Regions from separate parts of the Homo sapiens genome. Here regions 1, 2 and 4 are each linked to region 3. A link is a loop called in an ENCODE intact Hi-C map of the cell type or tissue named here. Cell type or tissue: IMR-90. All regions are shown on one strand.

Region 1 (8,000 bases), 610 kb before region 3:
AAGTAACTGGGACTACAGGTGCCCGCCACCACGCCTGGCTAATTTTTTGTATTTTTAGTAGCGACGGGGTTTCACTGTGTTGGCCAGGATGGTCTTGATCTCTTGACCTCATGATCTGCCCGCATCGGCCTCCCAAAGTGCCGGGATTACAGGTGTGAGCCACTGCACCCGGCTACATGGCTGTACTTAATAAATGGATGCCACCTATCCCTTCCACTCTGTGTCAGGCTGTTGCCATTTGCAATGTTGTCTTTGGTTTATCTGTGGGAGTTTGGGATCTCACTGAATTGTGTCTCCTTGTGCAGGTTGTGCATTTGCCCAGTTCATGACTCAAGAAGCAGCTCAGAAATGCCTTCTAGCTGCTTCTCCAGAGAATGAGGTAAGGAAGATATTTCCTTTACCTTATAACACAGGAGGCAGTTTGGCTCTTAGGGGCAACATCTGGTATTTATACAAAGCTTTATTATTATTTTTCTTGTCAGTAATAATAAAACTAACACTTATTTAGCACTTTGTGTTAGGCACTGAACTTTACATGCATTATCTTAATCATTACATCAGCCCTTTGAGGTAGGCAGAATTATGATCTCTACTTCATAGGTGAGGAAAAGGGGATAATAACGTATCTGATATTTGTTGCTTGCTGTCTGTGTCAGCCTCTATCCTAGACTGATAACATGAAAGACTAGGATGAGGTATTAAGGTCGTCTGTGAAGTAGAGTAGATGTTTGAGAGAGAATGTGTGTGGGTGATGGAGAATTACTCCATTTGTTCTATAGTCGAGTATAATGTTATCTAATATTGCTGTTATTTCTTAAGTCCTCTTGAGTAAGTACTCTACTATTTCACTAGCTTACTTTACAATACTAGACATTTGCCTGGTTACAGATAATTTTCCTCAGTTTGGGTCTACTTTGGGACTAATCAACTCCCAGAAAATAAATTCTTTACTGCTGACTGCCTGAAATACACATGTGGCCTTTTGCACAGCTATACTAAATATTGTGAGGCCCAGTGATCCATTTGTAGCTAGCTGAGCTGAAACGTCGTAGGGCTTGGCTTCCATAGCGTAATTGATGTTTGCTGTATCCCTTTCTGTGGTGTTCTTGTCAGGTGCTTAGTTTCTAGTTTCTACTCATTATGTGTTGTTTTGTTTTGTTATTTTTTTATTTTATTTTATTTTTTTTGAGGTGGAGTCTCGCTCTGTCTCCCAGGCTGGAGTGTAGTTGCGCGATGTCCGCTCACTGCAAGCTCCGTCTCCCAGGTTCATGCCATTCTCCTGCCTCAGCCTCCTGAGTAGGATTACAGGCGCACACCACCATGCCCGGCTAATTTTTGTATTTTTAGTAGAGACGAGGTTTCACCATGTTGGCCAGGCTGGCCTTGAACTCCTGACCTCAGGTGATCCACCTGCCTCAGCCTCCCAAAGTGCTCGGTTTACAGGTGTGAGCCACTGTGCCCGGCCATTATGTGTTTTAAGAAAGGGTTGTGATCTGTTACAGGCTGGTGGGCTTAAACTGGATGGCCGGCAGCTCAAGGTTGACTTGGCGGTGACCCGTGATGAGGCTGCAAAGCTTCAGACGACGAAGGTGAAGAAGCCGACTGGCACCCGGAATCTCTATCTGGCCCGAGAAGGCTGTGAGTAGGGAGATGTAACCCACACTTCTAAGTACCTGGCCCTGTGCCATAATCATTGATCAAGCAATAGTATGCCTGGAAGCATGTTTCAAATTAAAAACCCAAATGTTCTCTTTAACAGTGTTATATGATCATTCCACTTTAATAAATGTGGCTCTCTATTAGTAAACCTTCACTCGTTTTTGTGGATTAACTGTCCCATTATCTTTTCTGCCTGGTTGCCTTTAGTCTTTTTCAATAGAGGATTGGCAAGGCAAAGGGGGAGGAAGAACTCAAAATACCTTTGCTTCTTGTCATCATTTCTAATAAGAGGTTTTCATTATGACTAAAATTACTCTTTTGGATTATTCATGGATTTAAAATGTGCACCCAATACTTTCCTTTAGTGTCAGAAAGACAAAAAAATTAGCTTTAAATTTTTAAAAAAATTCTTCTAGGTCACACAGCATTTATCAGCTCACCTCCTCCATAGCTTCACAGCCTGTACTAGTAATGTCCTTTAGCCTTCGACACCAGCCTTCTATGGCAACATAACTGTTTTCGGCTGGCTTATCTCACTGTTTAGTAATGGACCTCAAGTATATAAGGAACAGCAAAGTTAAGTTCCAAGGGCAGATTATAGGTGGAACATTGTGCATTCTAAATGCCCAAAATGTACTTATGTTCCATACTTCTTCTAGGCCTTTCTTTCTGACTTTGGGCATGTACGTGAAGATTCTTTGAGGGGAGAGAAGGAGAAGAGGAATAAAATCACAAAATGTTTAGAGTTTTAGTCCTTGAGAGCAGCTCTGAGCCCAGAACTTAGCCCTGTAGCCTATTTCTGGACCTAACCAAATGCCACCGTGTCCTGGCCAAGATAGTCCTCTGGGCCCTGTACAAAGAGTTTGCATCATTCAAATCACATTCCTCTTGTTGCTCAGTGAAAATTCCCTTGTTGATGTCTTGGCCTTTTTCCCTCTTTCTGCAGTGATTCGTGCTGGGACGAAGGCTGCAGAGGGTGTGAGTGCTGCTGATATGGCCAAAAGAGAACGGGTGAGTAGATTAGGCATTGACCTTCACGTTCTGCGTGGCCTATAAATCAATCAAAAATAGTTATCGAATGCTAGATGTGCTCATCAAAGAGCCCAGTATGGTCACAGACCATACTTATTGCCCTGTTAGGGAGAAAAGCACATAGGTGAAATAGCAAGTAACCCAACATCATACATAGTATTCTATCTGTTTTGTATGCTGGTATAAAAGAACTGTGTCTTATTATTTGTTTCCCTAGTGCTTGGCAGTAAATGTTTGCTGAACACATGCTGCTACATCATGCAGTAGACAGTCAGAGGCTATTGCTACATGTAATTAGGTGTCAGTATAAACACAGAATAATGTAAAAGAGGAAGATCAGAATGAGCTGGAGTTATTAGAGAAGGGAGAAGATATGGCTCTTGAAAGGGGTAGCTGTCAGTTGGGAGGAGTTATAATCTCCAGATTATAAAATCATTTTAGAAAAACTCCATTTTATGGATGTTTCCGATGTTAACCGATAACTCATATTCCTTTGCTGCTTGGTAATGTTCCCAGTAATTTTTACTTTTTCCCATATAACTTACTTTCAAAAAGCCAAGCCAGCCTAGAAGGGTAAAGATGCATAACTGTGAACAGAATTAGCTATGGAACCTTAACATGCAGATGAGGAACAGGGGTGAGAGTGTAATGACAGCAGGAGGCAGTGCGTCTTTTTTTCAGTGGGCACAGATTCTGCACTAGTGTTTTCAACTTTTGTGGTAGTGAACACCTAGAAATCATAGGCTCTGGAGACCCATCCTTAACTGGAGAAATTACAGAAAATTTTAAAGCCTCAATTTTATAAGGGCACTATATACCCTTGTCTGATCACAGTGCAATAATGACATATTTAATTTAAAACTAATTTTGTTAGCAAAAAGCTCATTCAATGATAGGTATGCATTATAAATTCACAGCAGGCACAGCTTTTCCTGACAGAAAAATAGTCTGTTGAACTTAAACATGATAGCCTTTTCAGATGTTCCTTTAATAGTCGTTTTCCAAGGGATTTGTTTATTTTGTGATCTGTTGGTACTTTTACCAAACAAGAAGCAGCAGGACTGAGAAGACTTGACAAAAGAAAAACTTTTAATTGAAAACTTTTTTCTACCAACTTGGTTTAAAAAAAACTAATTGGGAGAAGAATGTCATCTTTCATTTCATTTTAGACACAGATCACGCAGGAACTGGGGTTTTGTGGCAGCATAGTTGAGGGTATTGCTCTAAGAGCAAAATATGGTTCTGTGGTCATTGATACTCCTTTGCCTCAGGGTGGCAGAGTTGAGACAACACAGCATTCTGTCAAGTATTCTTTGAATAACTTCCATTTCCTTTTGGAAGGATTAGATAATCAGTTGAGCTGGTGGGTAGATGAGGACTGGGCATAGATATTAATCACAGTATTATTTGTTGTTTGTTCTGAGCTACATTTTGAGCTAGGGAATTTTTTTTTTTTTTTGACCGAATTTCACTCTTGCTGCCCAGGCTGGAGTGCAATGGCACGATCCTGGCTCACCACAACCTCCGGCTCCCAGGTTCAAGCGATTCTCCTGCTTCAGCCTCCCGAGTAGCTGGGATTACAGGCATGCACTACTATGCCTGGCTAATTTTTGTATTTTTAGTAGAGACAGGGTTTCACCATGTTGGCCAGGCTGATCTTGAACTCCTGACCTCGGGTGATCTGCCTGCCCTGGCCTCCCAAAGTGCTCGGATTACAGGCATGAGCCACCCTGCCCAGCCTTATATTATCTCATTTTGGCCTCACCTCAGTGCTCAGAGACCTTGATCTACTGTTTCGTTTTATAGATGAAAAATTGTGGCTTTAAAATTTTATGTAATTTCTCCAGTTAGGGATGGGTCTCCAGAGCCTATGATTTTACTATTACCCACCCACCATCTTGTTCCCTTGGACTTTTCTTTCCCTATACTAGGCATTGTAAAGCTGCGGTGTGGGCAGTTTCCATCCGTTTTCTATATGTGTGGTTATGGGATGAGGATCATAATTCTTTCCTTTTGGAGAATTATGAGCCTACCTCTTAAAAAGAGTGGGTTGTACTGTTAACCATTGGTTGTTCTTTCAGTTTGAGCTGCTGAAGCATCAGAAACTCAAGGACCAGAATATCTTTGTCTCCCGAACCAGGCTCTGCCTGCACAATCTCCCAAAGGCTGTAGATGACAAACAGCTCAGAAAGCTGCTGCTGAGTGCTACTAGTGGAGAGAAAGGGGTGCGCATCAAGGAGGTGAGACGTGGCCCTGACCATTTTGGAGCTTTCATTCTGATCTTGGGTCAGATCAAGCATTTCCCTCAGGCTGTGGTGCCAGATTTTGTTTGTTTGTTTTGAGACGAAGTCTCACTCTGTTGCCCAGGCTGTAGTGCAGCGGTGCAATCTTGACTCACTGCAACCTCCTCCTCCTGGGCTCAAGCAGTTCTCCTGCCTCAGCCCCCTGAATAGCTGGGACTATAGGCGTGCGCCACCACGCCTGGCTAATTTTTGTATTTTTAGTAGAGAAGGGATTGCACCATGTTAGCCAGGCTGGTCTCGAACTCCTGACCTCAAGTGATCTGCCCACCTCGGCCTCCCAAAGTGCTAGGATTACAGGCGTGAGCCACTGTGCCGGGCCATCAACAGACTTTCTTCTGGACATGTTGTCAGCATGCATAGCTGAGTTTAGCAGTTTCTTGGTTTTGTTCTTTTTCTTCTAAGAATTGTCTTTTACATCTGACTGAATTACAGCAGAATGCAAGGAAATCTCTGTCTGCATGAATTAATTTAGCAAGCATTTATTAAATGCCTGTTGTGTGCTTAGCATTATACTTTGTGCTATCATGTGAATTTTCTTGCAGAGAAAATAATCTGCTTTGCTTTTTGGAAGAGTATTTTACTCCTAGTTAGATTCTTACCCTGTGTTCAGAGTCCCCTATGCCTTGTGGTCAACACAGGAAGCCATGTAGATGTTCAGCAGTTGAATTAGAAAAACACTGGGTTCACACCAACTTGGTTAGACTCTGTGTGAGTACAGAACTTTTCTGCCTCCACATTCCCCTTTGCGTATTTCTCTTTTCTTTTTTTTCTTTTCTTCCTTTCTTTTTTTTTTTTTAGATGTGGTCTTGCTCTGTCTTTGGCTGGAGTGCAGTGGCACCATCTCGGGTCACTGCAAACCGCCACCCCCCCCCCCCCCAAGCTCAAGCAATCCTCCCACCTCAGCCTCCCAAGTAGTTGGGCCTATAGTTACACACCACCATGCCTGGCTAATTTCTTTCTTTCTTTCTTTTTTTTTTTTTTTTTTTTGAGACGGAGTCTCACTCTGTCGTTAAGCTGGAGTGCAGTGGCATGATCTCGGCTCAACGCAACCTCCGCCTCCCGGGTTCAAGCGATTCTCTTGCCTCAGCTTCCCGAGTAGCTGGGACTACAGGCATGCACCACCACGCCCAGCTGATTTTTGTATTTTTAGTGGAGACGGGGTTTCACCATGTTGCCAAGATGGTCTCGATCTCTTGACCTCAAGTGATCCGCCTGCCTCGGCCTCCCAAAGTGCTGGGATTACAGGCGTGAGCCACCTCGCCCAGCCCATGCTTGACTAATTTCTTGTTTTTGGTAGAGACAGGGTTTTGTCATGTTGCCCAGGCTGGTCGCAAATTCCTGAGCTCAGATGATTCCCCTGCTTCGGCCTCCCACAGTGCTGGAATTATAACAGTGAACCACTGGGCCTGGCCTTGCATATCTCTGTCATACTGGTTACTATTACCCTGGCCTCAAACTGTCTGTCAGTCACTTCTCCCCACTAGACTGAGTTTTTGAGGCAAGCGTTATCTCATTATCCCCAATCCTTGGTGTAGTACCTGGTACATAGTCATCTCTTAGTCAATATTTATTTTAAAAGTACCATTGCCAATATTTTGGGCCTGCTTTACTCTGTTTCGCTACCATAAACTGTTTTCCTAATCCCTGAAAACCTCTTCAAAATGTATGGATTGGTATTTGGGAGATTACTTGAGAGAATGTGAATATATCAGCACATATCTGACACCACAGTTAGTAAAACTGCTCAGTGTTACTGGTTATAGGGGAGGGACAGTTGTGTAATTTCTCCTATCATCCGAATACTTAGTGCCTACATATTTAACACCTGTCATAATTTAGAGAAATTTATGTTTATTCTAGAATATTTTGCATTATGTTGAATTTTCCTCTTAATTCTTTCCTATTTGTATGTATAGTGTCTCAGTAAGATGGTAAGCATCTTGAGAACAGGATCTTCATTATATGCTTCTCTTGATTCCCTTACAGTGTATGACAGTTCTAGGCACAGAGTGGACACTGGACATAAACTAAATGCGGCATCCATGCATCCCCAATACTTAGCTGTTTCCATTACATGAGAACGACAGCTTTGGTAGTAATGGCATGTAAATGATCAGTTTTCTCGAAAAATCCTACCATACTTTGGTGCCCCAGATGTTTACTACATCTGGCTTAAGGATTTAAGGGAAAACCACACTAGAGAGGATCTGAGCTGCAAGCAAAGAGAGCTGAAACTTCTTCCTATATTTCTGACCCTGTATGTTGGAGAGACTTTTTCCTATGCTTGAAATGTCTTTCTTATCTAAAGCCATCAGGCCTTCCTCCTTTCCTTCTTCAATAATTTCCTTCCTGAGGGCTTTTTTCAGTTGTAAGATCTGTGGACAGTACTCCATCCTCGGCAGCAACTTGTTACACGCTTAAAATACCATGTACCTCTCAATTTGTATGTATCGCAAACAGTTGTGTTTGTATTGTGTTTGTTTTTTAACATCCATACCGCTTTATAAATTTTCTTTAGGAAGTTTTGTTTATGTGCTTTTTTTTAGGTCTCTGTTGATGTCTATAAGCTAGTAGAAAGCAAGAAAATACAATTTTAATCTGTTTGATGGTCTTAGTAGGTAAATTCTAATAAGATGGACACACATAAGTGTTATTCCAGTGTGATTTTTGTGATGGTGGTATAAATGAAGATTATGTTTCAATAACCTGATTTTTTTTTTTTTTTTTTGAGACAGGGTCTCACTCTGTTGCCCAGGCTGGAGTGCAGTGGTGCCATCATGGCTCACTGTAACTTCAACCTCCCCGGGCTCAGGTGATCCTCCTGCTTCAGCCTCTTGAGTAGCTGAGGTGCCACCACACTGGCTAATTTTTTGTATTTTTTGTAGAGACAAGGTTTTGCCATGTTGCCTAGGCTGGTCTCAAACTCCTGGCCTCAAGCAATCCTCCTGTCTCGGCCTCCCAAGGTGCTAGGATTACAGGCATGAACCACCATGCCCACCCAATAGC
Region 2 (8,000 bases), 320 kb before region 3:
GTGGCAAAACGATACCCAGCTCACTCCTGGAACACCCTATGAGGCATTATGGACATCTAGTGGCTGCTCAGGATAATGCCTCAGGGATGCATATCAGGTTAGGGAGTGGTCTAGCCTTGGGCTTTACTAAGGAACCCAATTATCCTGGCTGGGTGGGAGAGTCCTGGGTCCTCTAGATGACCATTTCTGTCATTTTCTATTGGCGACCCAAAGTCACTAGGAAGTGCAGACTGGTGCTATTGAAGACTCTTCTTTATCCCAATCCAGCAAAGTATAGTTGCACTGGCATACAAGCCCACATTAGACAGGCATTTGGAAATATCTTCAAGGCCCAGGTTTAAATGCCAATTAGCCATACATTGTTACTTAGAGGAACTGAGGTCAAAAAGGACAGACTCTGATACTAATCAGTCATGTAGCTTTAGGTAAGTCACTGTGCCTCTCTGAGCTTCATCAGTGACATCTGTAAAGTGAGAGGTTAAATCCAGATAATCTCCAAGGTCCACTTTAGTTTAACATTCTGTGATCTATGTGTCTTTTTAGTAGCTGGGAAAACACAGTCCGATTTGCTCTGCTCCAGCACTGTGGATCTCTAGATTAAATGAAGAAAGCATTCTCACTTAACTTTGTGGCCCATTTCCAAGACTTGGCTACAATTCCAAAGGATCAACCTTCACAGAGCTACATATCTGAGATGGGACAGGAATCATGGACTAAGAGAGCGGTAAGAAACTTTCTAATCCATTTCCTTGATTTTATAAATGGAAAAACTGATGTTTAGAGCTATTTTAAGATTTGTCACATGTCTAAAGGGGACTAGAACTCAGGTATCCCAATCTTAGCACAGGGCTCATTCTATAATACCAGGCTGCTGACACAGGCCTTCCCCAATCACTGCTGGCTTTTTTAGCTCTCTCTGGCGTTATCACAGCAGTCTCCCTGTGTGAAACTGCAAGTGAAAACAATCTGAATCCACTGTCTCTTCCTCTTAGGGTGTAAGTAGCCTTCTTTCCTTCTTATTCTTTGGTGGCACCATTCCAAATCCAAGAAGCAGTCAGAGCCACGGGCTGTGAGGAGCAAGATGCCATAGCTAGATGGTACTTGGGTTACCAAAATGAGAGGCTGCAATCCCACTTTCAGCTCAGAAGGGCTGTGTGCAACGACGGCCCCACAGCCTCCTCTGTAGTCCAGTTAGTAGGTTCAGTGGTGCTTTCCTGGCCCAGCTGGCTTACAGGGGGCAAAGCAGCCTGATGTAGAGCTCGACAGAGCTTGGGCATAGTCACCTTCATGGATGGCAGTCACAAATACTTACTGAGAGACAACCTCATTACTAAGTACTGGTCTGACCCAACTCGGCCCCCACTTTCATCTACCTTTATAGTGCGGGGCAGCAGCTTTCATTTGTGGAGCCTGGAGCTGAACAGACAGGGTTTGAGTTTGCCTACAGTAGCAGAGGACCAGCCCAGGCAGAGACCCTGTTGCCTGAGGAGGGAAGGATAGTCATACTTAATCGCTGCCATCCAGACCCTGGCCAGGGGTCTCCTCAGGCAATAGATGACTCTACTAGGTCGGTGCCAGCTATAAAGGAGCAGAACCTCTCACCAGAAAGTCTGAGTGCCCAGATGGAACTAAACCCCAGTATCAGGGTTTGACTTACCTCCATGTCTCCCTCATTCTTTTTCTTGATGAGAGTTCATTTTCTCAGCCCGTCTCCTACCCTTCATCTTACTTCTCTGACACATCCTTCACTGAACTTTCCTACAGTCTCTCTCTCCTCCCCCCTCCACTTGCCTCCACCATTTACTCTATGAAGAGTAGACACAGCGGGCATTCCTGTTAGTGATGAAAACATCGGACTCAGGGTTTGAAGGCTGGATGGAAAGGCTGGCTCTGTTACTTTCTAGTGTGTGACCTTGGGCAAGTTATTTGCCTGCCTAAGCTAAGTGCCTTCATCTGTGAAATGGAGACAAGTGTGGCAATTACTTTCACTGGGTAAATGAAGATTAAACAAGAACAGATATAAGTTCTTGGTATGGTGGATAGTACATAGTAGATAAGCATCCCAGTAAATGACTATTGAAGTGGATGAATGAAACCTGAGTTCTCATCCCACTAGGAGAATACTTTGGGGAATCACTTCCACACCCAAGTTTCTTGACATCTGAGACGTGCTGAGGCTCAAATCCACTATCACTTACTAGTGACCCTAGGCAACGTTTGACTCATATAAAATGAATAATAGGGTTGCAGTGGAATACAGAGTAAGGGTTCAATAAACAGAAACTAACAAGGTTATTATTTGACAGCAAATGATAACAGAAAGGTCTTGGCAAAGAATGGGGACTCCAACTTGCCTACAAAGGAACCGTTTCCAGGACTTCAAGTATTCCATGGCGTATTTAAAGAGGTTCAGGTTACTGGGCAAAAGACAATACTCAGAAATAGGTGTGGTAGAAACCAGAGAGCTGAGAAATCTGGGACCTCCTCGTTCTTAAGCAACAGCCCACGCGCAGGTGATGAGGGTTTATCAAGCGAGCCTGCCAGAAATCACACGGGGAGAGGGGTGGGTTGAGGAGTCTGGAGGCAGCTCTTGAAGGGAAGGGATATTAAACCATGCTATATTCTACTGGACCGGCTTCCCAGGGCTCAGCTAGATTGCCTCACCCACAGTCGGCAGAGAAAGGGGCAGTCTTTTTTCAGGGGGGTGGGAAAAAGCTGACCTAGTCCCCTTCTCCTACACTAGTCTGTCAAATGCCTTAGGGTCTCCTACCAGAAATAGGAGCAAGAATTCCACCCCCACTCCCAATCGCTACCCCTGGCTGCTACGCAGTTCTTCTCAGAGTCCTAGCCAAGGAAGGGCTGGCGAGCTCACAGGGCAGGGGGCTCAGCCGCCCGCCTCCCTTCCCCCAGTTCTCTGGGGGCAGCGGGGAGCAAGGGGCGACTCCGGCCAGCGAAGACTGAGAAGCCGCGGCTGCAGCTCCATGAATGAACGGGCTGTGTCGTGGGCTCCGGGAGTTCACCTCAATCCTTCCTGCCGGCCTCTGTGCTGTCCCAGGTTGCCATTCCCCAGCTCATCACACTTGGTCATTCCTGCCACTGTTTCCCGCCCCCGCAACCCTCATTAAGGAAACCCTCATTTAAAGCCCCAGTGAGAGCACAGGAGGGGTGAGGCAAAGCGAAGGAGGGGCTGGCGGCAGTGCAGCAGCGAAGCCCGGGCTCTCGGTCCTGGGAGCCTCGTGGCCCCGGCCGCCGTCCCCCGAGTCCCCACCACGCAGTTCCGAACTCCGAACGCGAGTCCGCGCCCCGTCAGCAGTCAGCGGGGGTGAGGATGACGCGGGCCGGGCGAGAGGCAGGCCAAATGCAGCAGCCCCGCCGCGGGCCGCCGGGCCCCTGAGCCCCGCTCTTCAGAGCCAGGGGGCCCCGGGTGCGGGCCGGAGGGCGGGGGCCGGCGCGGGCTCTCCCGCCGCAGCCCCGCGCCGCTCCAGCCTATCAGCGGCCACCCAACTGCTCCCTCCGACCGGCCCAAAATAGCTGCGAACGCCTGCGACTTGCGCGCGGCCCCTCACTTGACGCTCACTCCGGCTCGCTCGCCCGCTCGCCCTGGCCCCGCTCCGCTCGTCTAGAGGGGGCGGGGAGGAAGCGGCCCGGGGAGGGGGGAGGGGGGAGGGGGAGAGAGGAAGAGAGGAGGAAGGAAGGAGGAAAGAGGAAGACGGGCGGCCGGAGGCGCGGGGCTGCGCGGCGCCGGCCGGCGCGGCGCTGGAAGGCGCCGGCGTTAACCCCGCGAGGCAGGCGACGGAGGGGGAGCGGCGCTAATACATAAGAGCACTGCATCACGCTAATCTTCTCCCAGAACAGTATGCGTCAGCAGTACATTCACGTTCTGACTGAAGGACAAAAGGATGAGAGAGCAGTCTGCGTGGCTGCCGCCTGCAACACCGCGAGCCCGGCGCGAGGAGGAGACGGTGGGCGCCGCGCGCAGGGGCCCCGCTGCTGCTGCTGCCGCCGCTAGCCAGCGGGGACTATGTTCCTGGGCTCCGGAGCGTTTCCCGCAGCCGCGACCCCCGCTGCTCACGCCGCTGCAGCAGTCCGCTGGCGGCGCGGCCACTGAGGGCGCCGGGAGCCGAAGCCGCGAACTCGCTCCCTCCGCACAAAGCCGGAGCCGGCGGCGCGCCGGGGGCCGGGCAGCGGCGGGCGGCGACGGGCGGTTGCGCGCCGCCGGGGGCTGCGGCCGCCGCCGCCGCCGGACCCGCGCCCGCCCCCGGACTCTCTGAAGGGGCCTGCGGTGCGGGCGCGACCGCGGGCGCCGCGCGCTCCTCCGGCCGGCGGACCGGGTCCGAGCGCAGCCGCCACGCCGCTGGTCCTCGGGGGCCGGACGGAGCGCCGCCCCGCGTGCCGGCAGCCGGCGGACTGGAGAACTGACCCCCCGTTTTTGTCTCTTCCACCCTCCGAGAAGAGGCGAGGAGAAAGGGGGTGTGTGTCTGGGGAGGGCGAAGGCGCCGCGAACACCTCCTCTTAACTCTCGCCGCTCCGCGAGCTCACGACCGCAATCAGCTGCCGCCGGCCCGGAGCGGCCGACGCCGGGAGAGGGAGCGCAGCATCCAGCGAGTGCGGCCTGGGCGGCTTCGGGGCGCCCCCGCACTCCCTCCGGCGGCGGCCCGCAGAGCGGGCCGGGGCCGCCGGAGCGCACTTTGGCGATGAAGCGCCTTCCCCCGCGGCTGGAGCGAGCCGGTGCCAGGGTCCAAGGACAAAGCCGGGAAGCGCTGGTGGCGCCGCTCCTTGGGCGGAGGGGGGGGCATGCACCTGCATAGCCCGCCGGGCCTTGGCTCTCCCAGGCGCGCCTCAACTCCGCGGCTTCGCCGGCTCCGGCTCCGGATTTACTAGAGGCCATTTTGTCTCCCCCACCCCTTCCCTCCCCTCCCCTCCCCTCCCCTCTGCCCTCCCCGCCCCCACCACTTCCCCCTTTTGTTAATTAAAACTAAGAAGTCGGAATGGGAACGAGGTGCCCAGCTCCCGTGGAGAAAGCTTAAGGACACCACGCCAGTGCTTTCCTGCCTTCCTTCCGAGGTAGGTGACGGCGAACTGGGTGGGGACGGTTGCAGTGTGGGAGAGTCGTAGCTTTCGGAGGGCTTGCCTTGAGGGTGGGTTGGGAGACCAGGGGCCGCTCGAGTTTGGCAGGATTTTTTTCGGCCGATCCGCTCCGTCTCTCTAATCGCCCCCTCCCCACCTCCTTCTCCAGATGGAAAGAGGAGCTCCTAGCTCACTTAAGCCGGGGTAGGGCTGGTTCTCCTTTCCGAGCCAAAATCCCAGGCGATGGTGAATTATGAACGTGCCACACCATGAAGCTCTTGTGGCAGGTAACTGTGCACCACCACACCTGGAATGCCATCCTGCTCCCGTTCGTCTACCTCACGGCGCAAGTGTGGATTCTGTGTGCAGCCATCGCTGCTGCCGCCTCAGCCGGGCCCCAGAACTGCCCCTCCGTCTGCTCGTGCAGTAACCAGTTCAGCAAGGTGGTGTGCACGCGCCGGGGCCTCTCCGAGGTCCCGCAGGGTATTCCCTCGAACACCCGGTACCTCAACCTCATGGAGAACAACATCCAGATGATCCAGGCCGACACCTTCCGCCACCTCCACCACCTGGAGGTCCTGCAGTTGGGCAGGAACTCCATCCGGCAGATTGAGGTGGGGGCCTTCAACGGCCTGGCCAGCCTCAACACCCTGGAGCTGTTCGACAACTGGCTGACAGTCATCCCTAGCGGGGCCTTTGAATACCTGTCCAAGCTGCGGGAGCTCTGGCTTCGCAACAACCCCATCGAAAGCATCCCCTCTTACGCCTTCAACCGGGTGCCCTCCCTCATGCGCCTGGACTTGGGGGAGCTCAAGAAGCTGGAGTATATCTCTGAGGGAGCTTTTGAGGGGCTGTTCAACCTCAAGTATCTGAACTTGGGCATGTGCAACATTAAAGACATGCCCAATCTCACCCCCCTGGTGGGGCTGGAGGAGCTGGAGATGTCAGGGAACCACTTCCCTGAGATCAGGCCTGGCTCCTTCCATGGCCTGAGCTCCCTCAAGAAGCTCTGGGTCATGAACTCACAGGTCAGCCTGATTGAGCGGAATGCTTTTGACGGGCTGGCTTCACTTGTGGAACTCAACTTGGCCCACAATAACCTCTCTTCTTTGCCCCATGACCTCTTTACCCCGCTGAGGTACCTGGTGGAGTTGCATCTACACCACAACCCTTGGAACTGTGATTGTGACATTCTGTGGCTAGCCTGGTGGCTTCGAGAGTATATACCCACCAATTCCACCTGCTGTGGCCGCTGTCATGCTCCCATGCACATGCGAGGCCGCTACCTCGTGGAGGTGGACCAGGCCTCCTTCCAGTGCTCTGCCCCCTTCATCATGGACGCACCTCGAGACCTCAACATTTCTGAGGGTCGGATGGCAGAACTTAAGTGTCGGACTCCCCCTATGTCCTCCGTGAAGTGGTTGCTGCCCAATGGGACAGTGCTCAGCCACGCCTCCCGCCACCCAAGGATCTCTGTCCTCAACGACGGCACCTTGAACTTTTCCCACGTGCTGCTTTCAGACACTGGGGTGTACACATGCATGGTGACCAATGTTGCAGGCAACTCCAACGCCTCGGCCTACCTCAATGTGAGCACGGCTGAGCTTAACACCTCCAACTACAGCTTCTTCACCACAGTAACAGTGGAGACCACGGAGATCTCGCCTGAGGACACAACGCGAAAGTACAAGCCTGTTCCTACCACGTCCACTGGTTACCAGCCGGCATATACCACCTCTACCACGGTGCTCATTCAGACTACCCGTGTGCCCAAGCAGGTGGCAGTACCCGCGACAGACACCACTGACAAGATGCAGACCAGCCTGGATGAAGTCATGAAGACCACCAAGATCATCATTGGCTGCTTTGTGGCAGTGACTCTGCTAGCTGCCGCCATGTTGATTGTCTTCTATAAACTTCGTAAGCGGCACCAGCAGCGGAGTACAGTCACAGCCGCCCGGACTGTTGAGATAATCCAGGTGGACGAAGACATCCCAGCAGCAACATCCGCAGCAGCAACAGCAGCTCCGTCCGGTGTATCAGGTGAGGGGGCAGTAGTGCTGCCCACAATTCATGACCATATTAACTACAACACCTACAAACCAGCACATGGGGCCCACTGGACAGAAAACAGCCTGGGGAACTCTCTGCACCCCACAGTCACCACTATCTCTGAACCTTATATAATTCAGACCCATACCAAGGACAAGGTACAGGAAACTCAAATATGACTCCCCTCCCCCAAAAAACTTATAAAATGCAATAGAATGCACACAAAGACAGCAACTTTTGTACAGAGTGGGGAGAGACTTTTTCTTGTATATGCTTATATATTAAGTCTATGGGCTGGTTAAAAAAAACAGATTATATTAAAATTTAAAGACAAAAAGTCAAAACAAAAATATTTTCTAACTTGTAAGTTCTATTTAAAGGGGGTGGGGGGGAATCTTGGGAACGTTGTGGGGTACAAGCCACAAGTTAACTTGCTATGCTGCCAGAAGGGATTTCTGGTATAAGGTTGAAATTGCTGAGATAAAATAAACTAAAACAACAAACATCCTTAAAGAGGTAGGGTGTGGGCTGCTGAGGGGGCAAGAGGGATAGACTGAATCTGTCATTTTTTAGAAGATGCTTCATAGGACACAGGACTATCCATTTCTACAGACATCTTTCTTAAGCCGAGAGCTGTCTTTGCAGAATTATCTTATTAAAAAAAAATACAAAAAAAAAGCACCATGAATTTGTACTGTGCCAAAATGATAGTGGCAATAATATTTTTCTTCAGAGGCTAAGGGGAAGATAGACCTGTACATGTATTTTAAGCAGGAAAACCACCAAAATTCAAACGAACCCTTAAAGGGGCTGAGTCTTTGTCCATGTGCACAAGTCTTGGGGGTCTGTGCACTGGACACACATGTGCCTTGCCTGACAGA
Region 3 (8,000 bases):
CAGATATTTTAAATCAGGTAAAATGATACAGAACTGCTGTTGAGTTCCAGGTTATGAAAAGTAATGCATGTATTTTTTTCCATTTTTAACTTAATGTTGCTATCCAGTGTTCTACAAGAAAGGCTGGCAAACTATGGCCCAAGGGCCATCCAGCCCACTTCATATTGTTATAAAGTTTTCCTGGAATATTGCCACAACCATTCATTTACACACTGTCCATGTCTGTTCTCCTGCTACCATGGCAGGGTTCAGTAGTTGCAACAGAGACCACATGGCCACCAAGCCTAAAATATTTACAATGTGGTCCTTTAAGAAAAAGCTGTCCAATCCCTGTTTTACAACATATTAGAAAATGAACACACTTAGTGGTATATACTGGTTAACATTTCTAAAGACATGTTTGGCAAATGTGAGCCAAATAATTTCTAAGGAAATAACTGCCAATTACTTGGAGATTTATTCCACTTTCTAAATAACGAAAAAAATTCTCAACTACATGAATATAAACCTATTAGAGACTGGTCAAAAATATTATGTTGCAGCCTACAATGAAATATTACACATCAATTAAAGAAGTAAGCTCTTTATTTTGGGTCCCTCTCTAAACACCTCTAGATAAAAGGGATCTGTAAAACGTATCTATACATAAGCCCAAAAGGAAGAAGATAATGAGAGAGAACACTGCAACAAAACCCTGGAAGCTGGAAAGCAGATGGATGAGTAGTAACTTACTCCACTGACTCACAAAAGCTAAATCCTGAGACAGTGGCGAGAAAACACAATAGGCAATCTGATTTATACCGCAGTCCCACTCTCCCTAATCTGCCAAGACTCAGAAACTGTCAAATCAAGCATCTCAATTGGGAATGAAAATGGGACCAAAAATGATGGATGGTTTCAAATCTTTGTAAGAAGCAGATGGATTTCAAGATGTATACCCTGGCCAGGCATGGTGGGTCACACCTATAATCCCTGCAACTTTGGGAGCTCAAGGTGGGAGGATCACTTGAGCCCAGGAGTTCAAGACCAGCCTGGGCAACATAGGGAGACCTCATCTCTACAAAAAATTTAAAAATTAGCCAGGTGTGTTAGCGTGCACCTGTAGTCCCAGCTATTCGGGAGGCTGAGGCACGAGGATCGCTTAAGCCCATGAGCTTGAAGCTGCAGTGAGCTGTGATGGCACCACTGCACTCCAGCCTGGGTGACAGAGCAAGACCCTGTCTCAAAAACAAACAAGCAAATATGTATACCCTAAATCCCACACTAGGGTCATTGCTTCTAAACTCAGTGTTTTAATATCTTATTCTCAAATAAGACAGAAAACCAAGACTCAGCAAATATCTGAGGAAAGCCTCTAATATGAAAAATAAGGGACCAAAATAACCCAAGAAGGGGAGAGGAGAGGCTTGAAGAACATAGTGAGTGCGCAGTAAAAATGAAACTAAAAAAAAAAAAATCAATTTCGCAGAAAGCTAAGAGATGATTTTTATCTCTGAAGTCAGTATAAAACTTTATTTTTTAAAATAGTAAAAGAGAAACATGCAGAGAACAAAAAAAGTTCTTAAAAAATAAAACAGTATCATGTCAATAAAACTACTGAAAGGTAACTATAAAGAAATCTAAAAAGAATAGAAGATGAGACAGAAAATAGGAGAAAAAAACTGGAAGATGAGCCCACAAAATCCAACAACCAAATAATAGGAGTTCTAGAAAAAAGAGAACAAAGATTCTAGATGGAAACCAACAAAAGAGTTGGGAGAAAAAGTCTCAGAACAAAACAACTAAACATTGAGGCATAATATGCTCAAATATAGATAAACAAAGTGCATCGCTATGAAATGTTGGAACACTAGGATCAAAAAGAATTTGCTAAAACCTTTCAGAAAGAAAAAAATATATAAGGATAAGAAATCAGGATGGTTTCAGATCCATAAAAAAATTAGAAATCAAAAAAGTTTCTGATAACTACTGACAGTGGAGTGATACTGATAGATACAATTCTAATGGAAAATGACTTCTAAAATAAAATTCTATATCCAGCTAAACTATCAAGTGTATGTAGAGAATGGACATGAAAGGTCTCAGAAAATTTACCTCCCAAGCATTCTTTGCCATGAAGTTAGAGAATGTATGCCACTAAAACAAAGTTGCAAATTATAAAGAGAAAGCTGTGAGATCCAGCAATCCTAGCTCCAATCCAAGAGTAAGGCAAAGAAATCCCTCAGGACAATGGTGAAGAAATCCAAAGATGACAGCTCTAAAACAGGCAAAAAGAGAAACCAGTCCAGATTGATGCAGGTTGCAAAGCTCCAAGATACTGTTAGCAGACTGAATGAATCTCCTCTTGAGAGGAGATTTAGACAGAGTTTGGAGGCTGAATTAAAATAAGTATGTAAAAAAATGTAAATTTTAAAAATTATTAACTCCAGGGAAAACAAAAAAATTTTGCAGGAAACTAGAAGTAGCCATAATATGCTATATAGCACTGTGGTGATTATCACTTAAAATAAATACTGACTATTAACTAACTTATGACATAATCATATTGGAAGAACTGGGTAAGAGCACTGTGCGCCCTCTTGAGTATGTGTGCTTATGTGAAAAAACTAAGTCCTCCTCTTCCATGGTATGAAGGAAAGGAGTTGCCCTTAAACTGAAAAATTAAGAAATAGCCATGTAAATGTTTTATTCAGGGATGAATTAGCCAAGAGTTGAAAGTGACTGCCTCAAGGAAGAGTGAAATTGAACTGGTACATTCTTTAGTAAGCCTATAAAAAATTTTTAAATTTTCTGTATTAAAAATAAAAATGTGCAAACTTAAAAATTACACACAAAAGAGTACAGATCAGTGCTATTCAAAGTGGCTGCCAGTCTGCAGTAAGATAAGGAACTTGTACTAGAACATTAATCAACTACATCACTAAGAACATTGCTGACTTTTTTTTTTTTTTTTGTAGTAAGCTTTTCTTGATGAAGGAAGTAATGCCTTGATTTACATTCTGGCCCAAGCTCCTTATGTCACTTTATCAAGGCATTTTGAGTAGGACTGGTATAGATCAGAGATCATCAAACTATTAAGTAAAAAGCCAGATAACAAATATTTTAGGCTTTGCAGGCCACGCAGTTTCTATCACAACTACTCACCTCTGCCATTATAGCACAAGAACAGACACACACAATACACAAGCGAACACATATAGCTATGTTCCAATTTATTTACGATACTGACATTTAATTTCACATAATTTTCACATGCCACGATATATTTTTTATTAACGCAAAATCCATTTTTTTCAGTGTAAAATCCACAGATCATGCAAAAACAAGTGCCCAGCCAAATTCAGCCCATGGGCCATAGTTTGCCAACCCTGAGACAGACACTATGATCAACTTTGTTAAAAAAAAAAAAAATTACAAAACAAGGCCAAGTCATAGTGTTTCATGTACTATGGGTATTTATGCTTATCTTCTTTATGTTTTTTTCCTGTTTTAAAAGCAAAACGAATGCTAAAGAATTTTTAAAAGTCAAGTTTTAAAAACTCTTTTCCCATTTCTCTCTACCCTCTAAGCGGACGTGTACCCAAACAGTCTCAATTTATGTTTCAATTTCTACAGAAGATTGGTTATTCCTCATAATTCTCCATCAGATGATTTCTAGAGGCAATCTCCTCTACTTTGGCACTGTAATGAATAAAACTTCATTGTCATGATAAAAGCCTCGCTCTCTTTTAAAGAAAAAACAGATCCTAGGATCCTAGATTTTTGAAAATGGAAAAAATTCTTCTACAGGTAGGTCTCCCTTTTCTAATTACCAACAAAGTCATATTTAAGATAAATGCAAAGCTCAATAATCTAAATCCTTTGAATTTTGTTCTTATGCAGTGCTTTAGTTAACTCCCCAACCAGCCAAGGCCCAAAACTCTTCAAAATATTCTAGGTTTTTCTACAAACTCAGTTTTAATAGAGGACAGGCTGGTAGGAACACGACAGGGTACTAAGATCCTCACATGCCTCATCTACATCACTAATGTCACAGACTCTCAAAGTGAAGATGGCGAAAAATTGAAGGCCTGCCTCCCTTTTTGGGTGAAAAATCATCCTTTCATTCTGTAGCTATGTTAACACAGCTATGCTAACTACGGGAAGCATAAGCACAACTGAGTGAGTTCCAAGTAGGCAGAGCAAGCCATGTCCAAGTGTCCACACACGTACACGCCTCACAAAGAAGGGACATTGTGGTCTGCAACAAGACCTGGAGGATGCCAGGATATCCCAACAGGTGCAAGTCCCACTCATGCCTACCAAAAGGAATGATTTTGGCTCACCTCACAGCTGCCTGGACATCACCTACAAAAAGAGGGAAAGAGGCCACTAGACCACTCTGTGACCTATTACTTTGGGCATCATAAAAAAGAGAGTGAAGAAATTTAGCCAGTTCCTCAGAGGTTGCTTAAAAGACAGACTTTCTCAGGCTCACAGTGCCACCTAGTGGCTTTCCATCCTAAACTCATGGTTAGTTGACAGGGAGACAGAACCTCTCAGTCCAAGAATTTGGCACTTAACCACTTTTAGCCCATAAAAACAAAACTTCTAGCATCTCTTGGCAAAAGTAAAAATAGGCTGGAAAACATTACAGCATTTTGGGAAGACACAGAGAGCAGGTCTACTACTCAAGTTACAAAACCATGCAACTAAGAAAAAACATTTTTATAGCACTGCTGATACCACCAAGGATAATAGCTCTAGTTCCCTTCAAAGTAGTCTATCCCAAGACATATCAATGGAAAACTCTCGGGGCGGTGGGGCGGGGAACCAAGAGCTCCAAAACAGAAAGAAGAGAAACTTGAGGTCATATATTTATAGGTGCTCCTTGATTTGCACCAGGGTTAACTCCTGATAAACCCATCATAAGCTGAAAATGCTGTAAGTTGAAAATGCATTTATCTCTCTTCAGCCAGGAAGGAAGGGAGGAAGGGAGGAAGGCAGGAAGGGAGGAAGGGAGGAAGGGAAGAAGGAAGGAAGGAAGAAAGGAAGGAAGGGAGGGAGGGAGAAAGGAAGGAAGGAAAGAAGGGCACTTAATACAACCTACCAAACATCACAGCTTGGCCTAACCTACCTTAGGTTAGGTAGCCTACTTTTGCTTAGGTTAGTTTACCTAACCTACCAAACATCATAGCTTGGCCTAACCTACCTTAAACACATTTGGAACACTTACATAAGTCTACAATTGGGCAAAATAATCTAACACAAAGCCTGTTTTATAATAAAGTGTTGAATATCTCATTTAATTAATTTACTGAATACTAGACCAAAAGTGATAAACAGAATGGCTGTATGGATACTCCAAATGTGGTTCCTACTGAGTATCTATTGCTTTCACACCACTGTAAAGTCAAAATATCTTAAGTCGACCCAGCATAAGTCAGGGACCATCTATACTTGGACATAGGAAATCTTAAGATAATGCTATTTGCTAGGCAGATAAAAAAGAAGTCCTAAACTATGAGAGATATTTCAAGCTAGTTTGAAGTTAGCTAATTTACAAAGAAATTTAAATAGTCTAATGGTTTCTAAACCCCCTACAATAAACACACACACACACACACACACACACACACACACACACACACACACTCCTACTGGCTTGCCTTGAAATTTTCAAGAGCTTCAGCATTTCTAATTGTTCAAATTCTTGTATTATTACTCGCCTGGCAATGTCCACTATGCATATCAAGATGCTGAGAATGACTCACCTTGGCAACAAACTGCTTGTCCTTTTGGTCCAAATTAGCTGTGGGAGCCACATAGTCTCTCCATATTCTCAGCCTGCGCTCTTTGGCAAACCTGGCAACAAAGCAAGGATGCAAGATCATTCAGACTCAGCAAATGGAATCCACCACTACCATGGGAGCACAGTTGGTGCAGCATCCTACTCTACCCTATAGATGTATCCAGAAGAAAGACTACCAGTCAAACCAGAACAAAGAGCGAGAGTAAATGAAAACATGCAAGATACATATATAAAATGTAAGCCCACAGCTGGGAGACTATGGTCCAGGCATACAATTTTTTGAGCCTAGATGGTTCAAGTCCACCTTCATTATTAACTCTGGTTTATCTAATATCTCCTGGGTGACTACTACAAAAAAATGGGAAGAACCCACACATCTAAACAAACATATTTCTTAAAAAGCACAGACCTGCTCAATTTCTATCTGAATTACAAAAAGGTTACCAGCTACCAAATCCTATATATAAGAAGAAAACTGTCATGACAGTGCATCTATAGAATAATTAGAAAATGAACAAAATCCTCATAAGTTCACTGACAAGAGTTTAAAAAAACCTATGTAGCCAGAAATTTATTTTGAAGTATTATGCCCAGTAGATATTTTCTGAGCCAGACTATGAGTAGGAAATGGAATATGTGCAAAGATTAAAAAAAATCAATGAACAGCTGTCTTAAACCACTTACAAATAAGTGGATACATGTGCAGTGAAAAGGAACTATTATTTCTGAAAACAGTATTGCAATCTTTTGTTTTAGAGAAGCACTAAAATGAGAAAAACACAAAGCAGGATGTAGTAGTTGTAAAATACAAGAAGTAATTCAATACAGAGGATGCAATTTTACCTACAATTCAAGTAGCTCAAATACAGCATGCAAAACAGCAGACAAGTAATCACATATTATCAAAATAGGATTTGCATTCTCTGGTCTAAGCTTGTTTTTTAATGATGAGCACTCCCCCAAAAAATCCATAAAATCTTCTACCGATGTCATATAACATGTAGATATTATTTTCATTGCATTCACTTTCTTGAAAGAAAGGCAAGATACTGGGCCAGGCACAGTGGCTCACACCTGTAATCCCAGCACTTTGGGAGGCCAAGGCGGGCGGATCACGAGGTCAGGAGATCGAGACCATCCTGGCCAACGTGGTGAAACCCAGTCTCCACTAAAATACAAAAAAAAATTAGCCAGGTGTGGTGGCATGCGCCTGTAGTCCCAGCTACTGGGGAGGCTGAGGCAGAGGAATCGCTTGAACCAGGGAGGTAGAGGTTGCAGTAAGTGGAGATCGTGCCACTGCACTCCAGCCTGGCAACAGAGCAAGACTCCGTCTCAAAAAAAAAAGGTGGGGGGGGGGAGGGGGGGCAAGAAATTAAAGAATGCAAAAAAAATCAAATTAATTTAGAATACTAATGAACATAACAGGATTCTCTGAACCAAAAAACAGAAATTGAGCATTGTAGAATAATCGGAAGTATTTGGAACACTGTACTTGATACGGTTATTATATCTTTCTAACTTAATTGTAGAACAACATAAAAAAAATTCTAAGCAATCACTGTTCTTTTCCATCAGACAATACACATGTCAGATGTGCCACATCAAATGGCCTAGATTAATATCTACTTTTATAAAAACCTGCAAATACTTCTGCTTATAGGTACTCAAGGATGAAAAAGACCTAAGAAATGGAATAAATACTATAGTTATTCATTCACGTCGTTGCACATCTCTTAGCTGTATATCTGTCACAAAAATGTAGTTATCAAGACCATTATAACTTTAAGATTCTGAAACAAGTCATACAGCAAGACTTGAGAGTGGACTACTGTCATCAGCTGTGTGTTGTCTTTGCTTAAATGTGTCATGCAAGGTGGTGATTCAGACTTTCCCGAGCATCATTTCCATTCATCTATTGTTGCTACCTGCTTTATTTTCTTCCATCTATCCCATCAAATGGAGAAAGTTCACCTACATCTACATCTACATCTACATCTACATCTACATCTACATCTACATCTACATCTGCATCTACATCTTGACGCTGACAGTTGAAATGTCGACTAATATTTGGAATTTCTACATGCAGTTTTCTAGAAACAAGTTATTCCTATATCTGCTTTAACGATAGCCAACAAGTCAAAAACACACCAATAACGTCTCAGAGTTATATTAGTGTTTATAACTGAAACACACTTTTAAATAAGTT
Region 4 (8,000 bases), 500 kb before region 3:
AGGTGGGAGAATCCTTTTAGCCCAGGAATTCAAAACCAGCCTGGTCAAGATAGTGAGACCTTGTCTTTACCAAAAATACAAAACTTAGCCAGGCATGGTGGTGTGCACCTGTAGCCCCAGCTACTGGGAAGGCTGAGGCAGGAGGATTGCTTGAGCCCAGGAGTTTGAGGCTGCTGTGAGCCATGATCGTGCCACTGCACTCCAGCCTGGGTGACTGAGTGAGACCCTGCCTCAAACAAACAAAACAAATGCTCATAAATGTGTTTTTCTTTGTTACAGAAATATGCACCCAAAGGAGCATTTTTCCAGCCAATTATCCTGTGCCCTTCCGATCTCATGACTTAGAGTAATTGACGCCATCTCCCTCATCTGGATACGTGGAAAAATGACTATTTGACGTTGGCTGCATCCCACCTACTCACCAGATTCTCTTTCCTCCTTCCATTCCCTGGGGCTGCAGGTCTCATCTCCGTCCAGGGGTATTTCCTGCCAAGTGCCTGGTTGCCTCTTTGCCTGGAGGAAGGCCCCAGGGCCTAGTTTACTTTCTCTCTTCTTTCTTTACCTTTTCCAAAGTTTCCTTGTGAAATCCTACTCCTTGGGCACCCCCACATTCCTTTCTTTCTTATGATACCACTAGAGCTGGCCCATGGGAACAGTGATTCTCAAACTTGAATGTGCATCAGAATCACCTGGAAAGCTTATTGAAACACAGATTGTGGGGTTCCACCTTCAGGGCTCTGGTTCAGTAGGTCTGGGTAGGGTCCAGTGGTGTGCTGGAAACTGTTTAACAATGGGCTTTCAGAAAGAAAAATGAGCACTGATTTGTAATGTTCCACAGTGTAAACACTCTCACCGTGGTTGATTTCAAGCCCCCAGTGTGATGGTCACTAAATGTGGAGTTAGGAAAGAGACATGTGCAATTGGTTCTCCTGAGATGTTACAAACTGTCTCCAGCCACCCTTGGCACTGGGATCTAAGAATTTGCATTTCTGTTTTTTTTTTTTTTGTTTTTGTTTTTGAGATGGAGTCTTGCTCTGTCGTCCTGGCTGGAGTGCAGTGGTGCAACCTCAGCTCACTGCAACCTCCGCTTCCTGGGTTGAAGCGATTCTCCTGCCTCAGCCTCCTGAGTAGCTGGGACTCCAGGTATGCGCCATCATGCCCAGCTAATTTTTGTACTTTTCGTAGAGACAGGATTTCACCATGTTGGCCAGGCTGGTTTCAAACTCCTGACCTCAAGTGATCTGCCCCCTCGGCCTCCCGAAGTGCTGGGATTACTGGTGTGAGCTATCGCACCTGGCAGAATTTGCATTTCTAATAAGATCCCTGGTAGTGCTGAGCTGCTGGTCTTGAAGTGGTTCCTACTTCGAGAATCACTGCCTTGGAGGGCCGAGCATAGGAGTATGGAGTTTGGGAAGAGATTCCTGGATTGTGTGAATGACTCTGAGACTTTGACCTGAAAAATCTCATCTCCCCAGGAGCCTAGAAAGAGATTTCCTGTCTCACAGCAAAAGAAGCTTATGTCATGGGGACCAGCACAGGCTACACGGTAGATAAAGCCAACCAGGGCTCTATTTTGGGCTGGTGCACTGGCCTGGAAGTTCTGTGCCCTACCTTGAAATGCCCCCCTGGCCACAGACCACTAACCACGCAGCTGCTGCCTCAGGCGAAAGTCCACTCCCACCTTCCCTGGCTCCAGGGCCCGCAACTAAGGAGCGCAGCTGGACAGGACGGGTGCACGCGAGTCCCAGGAGGCTTTCCCTCTCAAGAGGACGAACCATATCTCCGAGAGTGCTCCTGGCAGAACAGAGCATAGATGCTGGGGAAGAAAGGGAAGGATACAGGAAAGGAAGAATGAGAGAGAAGGAAAGGGTTAGGGGCGGGGGTAGGCGGGGAGAGAAGAGGGTCCTCAACACAGATGCTGATGTGGGGCTGGCAACTTCCAGGGGACTTAGGATGCATCCAGATTAGGCAAAAAATGAAAGCACCAAACCACACCTGTCCATCCCCTGACTAGCGCCATGCCAGCTTCATTCCTTGGGCTCTTTGATTTTCACTTCCTTGGTCACCTCCCCCAGGTCCAGCCCGATGAGGCCACTTCTGGGAAGAACAAAGGAGGCTCTGTAGGCTCTGCTGGGATGAGAAAGATCATCCCAGGAGGCAGGCAGGATTAACATGCGGCAGTGTTGCCACACACACTCGTGATATTATCCTGTTGGTGTATAGGATTATATGTCATTAGGATTACAGGGTGTAATAACTCCAGGTGCATTTGACATTTCTATTCAAATTGTACTTTGGGGAAACCTATAGGTTTTCCTTGCTGATGATTTATCTGGTTCCTTCCCCTGAGAGCCTGGCGTTCCCATCCTGCTTGCTTCCCTGCCTGCCGCCCCCAAAACTCCTTCCTGTGCCCTCAGCGGCTCCCACTCTCAAGGACAGCTGTTGGGGCCCCAGTCCTTGCTTTCCTGCCGAGTGTGGGGTGGGCCTGGTGGGAGAGGAGATTGTATCTGATCCAGCACATTCCTCTCATTTTACAAATGCAGAAACCCAGGCCCAGAGCATGATGGAGACTAGTTCAGGCCACTCTCTCCAGGTGGCCCAGCTTGGATCAGATCCTGGTCTCAGCCTCCTGGGAGAGGGGACACCTTGCCAAGGTGCCCCTGCTGGCACCTCGAGCAATCAGAAAGGGTGACATCAGCCACCCGGAGAGACTTCTCATTTTGCCTTCCACATTCCCCCACCTTCCTTTTCATTCCTGCCTTTCCTTTGTCAATTCTGTGCCACCTCTTCATCTCCTCCCTCCCTCCCCGAAAGGCCATGATGGCCCGCAGGTCAGGACAGCCCTTCCCGGCCTGAGCCTCTCCAGCTCTGGGAGTTCCAACACCACTGCCGGTTCTTCGAGAGCAGTGAGGGGACCTGGCTCCCCCTGGCTTCCCCAAGCCTCTCAGCCCACAAGGCCCTGGTCCTTCCCACCCGTAAGACTCTCCCGAGACCACACAGCTAGTGCAGGTGGGACCTGAGATTAGCATCCAGCTCTGATTATTCTGAAGTCCAGTTTCTCCCTCTGCTCACTCCAGGTCTGGCAGCTGCTCCTCGCTGTGGCGCACTCAGCCTTTGGCACACAGCCGCAGGCGCTCGGCAGGTGAGGAACCTGCTTGGGAGCAATAAAGCAGGGGGCAAAACTCCATGGCTGATTTCAGACAACCGACTGCTAAATGCCAGACACATCCACACAGCTGTGGAAAGACAGCCACTCATGAGCAGCCAAGCAGATGCCCCCCAGAGCTGATACCCCTGGACACAGAATCGGGGGCCTTGCTTTTTATGGTGGGGACCATCCATTGTCCTGACATTATTTCACTGACTAGAACCCACCGCCCTGTCAGAGGGGCATGATTTTCCCTGTTTTACAGATGAGGACACCGAGGCACAGAGAGGGCTAAGGACTTTCCTGAGGCCACATAGCTGGCGCAGGGACAACCTGAGATTTGAATCCAGATCGGATTGATTCTGAAGTCTGGGTTCTTTCCTTTAACATTGGGAACAGGAGCCTTTTTGGAATAGTGCCTCTCCTGAGTCCCTCTCCCTCTGGAGGGAATAGGTTCTCTAGGGTGGCAGGGATTTGAGTTGCAATTTGCGAGGCTCATGCAAAGGGTTAAGTCGTCAAATGCCTGAGATGTGGACCCAGAAGCCACTTTGAAAGGTGCCCTAGAGCAGTCTGGCTGTAGACACGCTCACCAAGGGGCTCTAGCAACCCTCCCCCTCCCACCTCCCCTCCTTCTCTCCTTCTCTCCTTCTCTTCTCCCCTTCCCCTCTCAGGCTCTGCACCCCTCAAGACTGCTCCTCACAAAAACTCTGATTCTGTTAGGAAAGATCTTGCAGTCCTAGAACAGAGTCTGGCACATAGACTCAAAATTCCTTGAGTGACTCCGCAGAATGAAGCTCTTTGGAAGCTGTGAGGTGCACTACCCCACTATGACCACACGATGCCACCCTTGAGCTGCACACGCATTCCCACCCGCATGCTGGCAGCAGGTGGCAGAGCAACAACTGCTTTGCAGCTGGGTGGGATGGGGAGGGTCAGGATAGCATCAGGGGCAGGAGCTCCCGTGGTCACAGGTATTATTCAGCCGTGCCGTTTTGCTCGTCGCCATCGTCCCTTCTCCCACTGCTGTCTGGCTGTCACCTAGTGGGGGCTCGGTTGGCCTCACAAACCTGCAGTAATTGTTCCTGGACCCGTAAACCCAGCCTTTCTTCCTGAACCTCCACAGCAAACCCCCAGCCCCACTCAGGATCCTTTAGCACCTCTGAACTCAGTTGCAGGCGACACGCCAGCTCACATATTGCCTTAAAATGGCCTCCAGCAGCTTCTGCTTAGGGAAGGAATCTTCCAGGGGCCTTGTTTCTTGAGGGCTGTGGCTCTGCAGCAGTAAAGGCCTTGGGGAGGCCTGATGCCACGCCCCCAACCTTGGGCTGTCTCGGCACAAGTGGCCACCCCAGGGCCGAGTGGGAGGATTCCAGATAAGGAGGGTCCCTGGCCCCTGGCCATTTCCTGGCCGCAGAGCACTACGGCACTCGGCACTCGGGAGCCTGGTCATCCGTCTCATTGTCAGTGGTGGACAACAAGATGGATGTCCGTGTGGTCATTCCTGACCTGCCGTGGCCTCACCGCGGCTGCAGTGTCGATCCCCCAGCTATCCGGCATGAGGAGGAGGGACTGGGAATCTACAACAACCTGTAATTGGCATAACCTGTTTTCTGCCCCATTTATTTATTTATTTAGATGGAGTCTTGCTCTCTCACCCAGGTTGGAGTGCAGTGGCGCAGTCTCGGCTCATTGCAACCTCTGTCTCCTTGGTTCAAGCGATTCTCTGCCTCAGCCTCCCAAGTAGCTGCAATTACAGACTTGCGCCACCATGCCCAGCTAATTTTTGTATTTTTAGTAAGAGTCGGGGTTTCACCATGTTGGCCAGGCTGGTCTTGAACTCCTGACCTCAAGTGATCTGTCCACCTCGGCTCCCCAAAGTGCTGGGATTACAGATGTGCCCGGCCCCTGGCCTCTTTAGAGGTGAGGACCCCACTTAGCTGTATTTCACTTCTCTCCATATCATATAGGTCCTCCTCTGTCCTTTATCCCAACATGGTTCTCACCTTTGGGGAAGTTTCCTTAGGCCCCCAACCCAACTCTTGTATATGACCCCTGCTGTCAGCTCTGTCCCCTGTCAGTCCCCTGCCCCCTGAGGGCTGACACCTGTGGGGCCTCCCCCAGGGATGGTAACTCACACCTTCCTCTTTCCCAGGGTGTGCAATTCCACCTCCTCTCTCTAGAGGTCTCTGGATCCTCAGCAAGCAATATTATTGACTCTAACAAGCAATCAAGGACTTTATTTGAAGGATTTGGGGGTAGTTCACAGAATGAAGGGCGCGGTTAAGATCCAGGCCAGGGCAGGGCAGACATTAGGCAAGTCAGTGATACAGGCAGTGGAAGCTTGTCATCTTCTCGCCATACACTGCTGGGATCAATCAGCATCAATTATTTTGTTCCCAATCTCAGTATCCTTTACAGATTTCAATTCTTGTGTCCACCCAGTGGGCAGAAGAGGGCAGGACCTCTTGAGTGACAACCCACCCAGAAGTGTCCATGGTGTGGAAGGGGGTCATCCCCAAAAGGATTTCAGAAGGAGATCATCTGTATACAGAGGACAGAATGCTGGGAGAGCTGTGTGACCTTCATCCACCAAAGCGGTTTTCCCTGGCATGTAATTGAGCCACTCCTTTATTTTTCTTATCTGTGGAGTCTCTCACTTGACATTGCCCACTGGTAAATGATGAAAAGAGTGGCATAAGTGAGGCCCAGAGAGGCTCAGTGCTGGACTTAAAGTCACTCAGCAACTCTAAAGGAGAGCCAGGAGACCCCAGTTCCATTCACTGTTCTTGGGTTTGCTGTGACTCACCTGGAGCCCTTGGGGCAGCCTCCCCTGTGGACAAGGCCTCCCGCAGATACTTTTTGGGGTAAGGGCTTCCTGACTACTGTTGAGAGGAACAGCAAGCCCAGACCGCAAAAAGATCCAAAGGAGACAGCAGCCATCCCATGGCAGGGGGGCTGGAGGGGAGGCTGTGGCCCCTCCAGGGCTTAGCTGGTACCAAGAAGACCGGGTCGGGGAGGGAGAGCCAGGACCTAGGGGGAGGAGGGGAGTGGGGGGGGAGGTGGGGGGAGAGGAAGAAAAGAGTCCTGGGGAGAAGAGAAAGCTGAGAGCCCCAGAGGCAGGAGGCAGGCAACAGGAATCCCAGCTGTAATCCCCCTCCACCTCCCAAAGTCACAACCTCCTTCTTATGAGACAGAAGTGGCCAAGCTGTAGCTCACTCCTGGGAAGGGGCAGTTTGAACCTGCGGCTCCCCTTCATTTTCCCCTTTCATCTCCTGCATCCTGCGCCTCCTCAGAGCCCTCTGCTGTGCCTGGGCTTCATTTGGATGGTCTGGCCCAGGGTCTCTCTGCAGCCGTGGTGCTTCCTTGGTTCCACAGTGTCAGTACACCCAGTTCCCACAGGGGACTCTCCCAGAGTCTCAAAATGCTAAGTGCCCCAAGAAGAAGATGCCATCCCTGGTTGAGACCTTGGGGACAGACATCTTTGAACTTGCAAGTGTGGGCTCTGATGTGCTTTCAGCAGACGCTGCTGTCATGGAAAAGGCAGGGGTCCCAGGGCCAGGCCAACTTAGCCTGATTAAATTGCTCCTGGCTGTCTCAAATGAGCTGTTTCTCCAAGGTGGCAGCTAAGCCCCGCATCTCACAGTGGCCTCCTGCTTCCATAACATGAGGTCAGCAATGCTACACAGAGGTCCCTGAGCCAACCTGGCCTGGGTCTTACCTGCCTTAGAGGCTGCAGCCCTGGAAGAGGCAAGGAGATTCCAGAAGTGTCACCATTGCAGGTTTGCAGAATGGATGGTGTCCGCCTCCAGTTCCCTGCAGAGCTCAGCATGCAATGGTTTATCTCTTGCTTTTCCTGAAGGTGTGGAGGAGCCATCGGGACCTGCTAGAGAGGGGCCCTCGTGCCTTGCCCAGACTCCCAACATGACACAACACGGACTTGTCAGCAGGGGCCAGCTGGAGGCACTGGAGAGAGCGGCCCTGCTGTGCAATCTGGTCCAGGGAAGAGGCCCAGAATGTGAGTGTGTAGCCATGGATGGGAGGGCGTGGCTGTGGAGCAGGCTGCAGTGGAGAACCTGGGGACAGAGAGACTCTGAGGATGCCTGTGCCGGGACAGGCATCCATCTGCCTCCCCATGGGTTGGCCTGGGTTACTCTCAGGAGTAAGAGGAGAAAACCCTTTCTTGCCCATGGAGCAGGCCTCTCCTTCTTAGCTGCTCATCTTGGAGCCCGAGCCCCTGTACCTGGCAGCGACTCTGGGGCAGCAGCCAGGTACACCTTGAGGGGGCACTGTGGTCTTCCACGGAATGGAGAATTGCCCACAGCCAGCTTTCCGCGCTGGCTGCTCCTGGGATCGCTGGGTCCCACCCCCACCAGCATGGTTCCCATGAAATCTCTTGGAACTCCAGTCCCTAACTCCCTCCTGCCCCACCTTCTTTGCTGCAGCCTGGGGCAGAACCAACACAGGGACAATATTGATTCGTGGTGGCGGGGCGCAGACACCCTCCTGGTGGGCTTGAGCTGAGCCACACAGGCCAAAGAGCCTGGGCCACTAGGCAGGGCTAGTGAGGGCAGCGGGGAGCATGGCAGGTCCCTCCGGCACCTACACAGGGGCCTGCCCCCACTGAGGGTGCTCTCTTCTTGGCATCCCCGGGGGCCTCCTCTTCCAAGGCTTCTCCTCCGTGGATTCTGCATGTCCGGCACTTCCGTGTATCCAGTGCTCACTTGAAGCACAGTGCTGTGGGCTTTCCCTGTGGGATCTCACCTGTTCCTACATCAGGAAATGAAAGTCCTATTTCCAGCTTTAGGGCAAAAACCTCAGAGTCCTCTCTGGCTCCTTCCTGTCACTTTACCTC

What was found. A loop is a pair of places that touch in the nucleus more often than their neighbours do. Peaks named below come from ENCODE experiments on the same cell type or tissue, not always from the same donor. Only the 100,000 strongest peaks of a DNase experiment are listed, where the experiment ranks them.
Region 1: a loop joins it to region 3, with 9 times the contacts of the local background. A loop is called at or near these places in 18 of 110 quality-filtered maps.
Region 2: a loop joins it to region 3, with 3 times the contacts of the local background. A loop is called at or near these places in 43 of 110 quality-filtered maps.
Region 4: a loop joins it to region 3, with 13 times the contacts of the local background. A loop is called at or near these places in 107 of 110 quality-filtered maps.

Annotation. Positions count from the first base shown.
Region 1 is chr7:128,318,197-128,326,196 of GRCh38, reverse strand. RBM28 (RNA binding motif protein 28) reads left to right here. Exons shown (of 19, transcript NM_018077.3): 11 at 306-379; 12 at 1,503-1,638; 13 at 2,606-2,670; 14 at 4,773-4,931. Among named protein-coding and RNA genes, the nearest start is that of RBM28, 22 kb to the left of the region's middle. RefSeq lists an enhancer at 6,170-6,671. In IMR-90, a CTCF peak has its summit at 3,952 (motif pointing right); a DNase peak (open chromatin) is centred at 2,576.
Region 2 is chr7:128,027,977-128,035,976 of GRCh38, reverse strand. The region is part of intron 16 of SND1 (staphylococcal nuclease and tudor domain containing 1); the gene reads right to left. It overlaps LRRC4 (leucine rich repeat containing 4), which reads left to right and starts at 4,540. Exons shown (of 2, transcript NM_022143.5): 1 at 4,540-5,064; 2 at 5,237-8,000. The coding sequence starts at 5,337. The coding sequence ends at 7,298. RefSeq lists silencers at 3,257-3,326, 3,977-4,096. In IMR-90, CTCF peaks have their summits at 69, 3,924 and 4,581; a DNase peak (open chromatin) is centred at 3,866; H3K4me3 peaks cover 880 bases.
Region 3 is chr7:127,705,401-127,713,400 of GRCh38, reverse strand. SND1 (staphylococcal nuclease and tudor domain containing 1) reads right to left here. Exons shown (of 24, transcript NM_014390.4): 9 at 5,754-5,844. Among named protein-coding and RNA genes, the nearest start is that of SND1, 57 kb to the right of the region's middle. In IMR-90, a CTCF peak has its summit at 4,483 (motif pointing left); DNase peaks (open chromatin) are centred at 4,480 and 5,750; H3K27ac peaks cover 174 bases.
Region 4 is chr7:128,205,942-128,213,941 of GRCh38, reverse strand. MIR129-1 (microRNA 129-1) reads right to left here and starts at 6,070; the gene lies at 5,999-6,070. It overlaps LOC124901744 (a long non-coding RNA gene), which reads right to left and starts at 7,646. Exons shown (of 2, transcript XR_007060516.1): 1 at 6,867-7,646. In IMR-90, CTCF peaks have their summits at 3,988 (motif pointing right) and 5,329; a DNase peak (open chromatin) is centred at 3,991; H3K27me3 peaks cover 4,586 bases.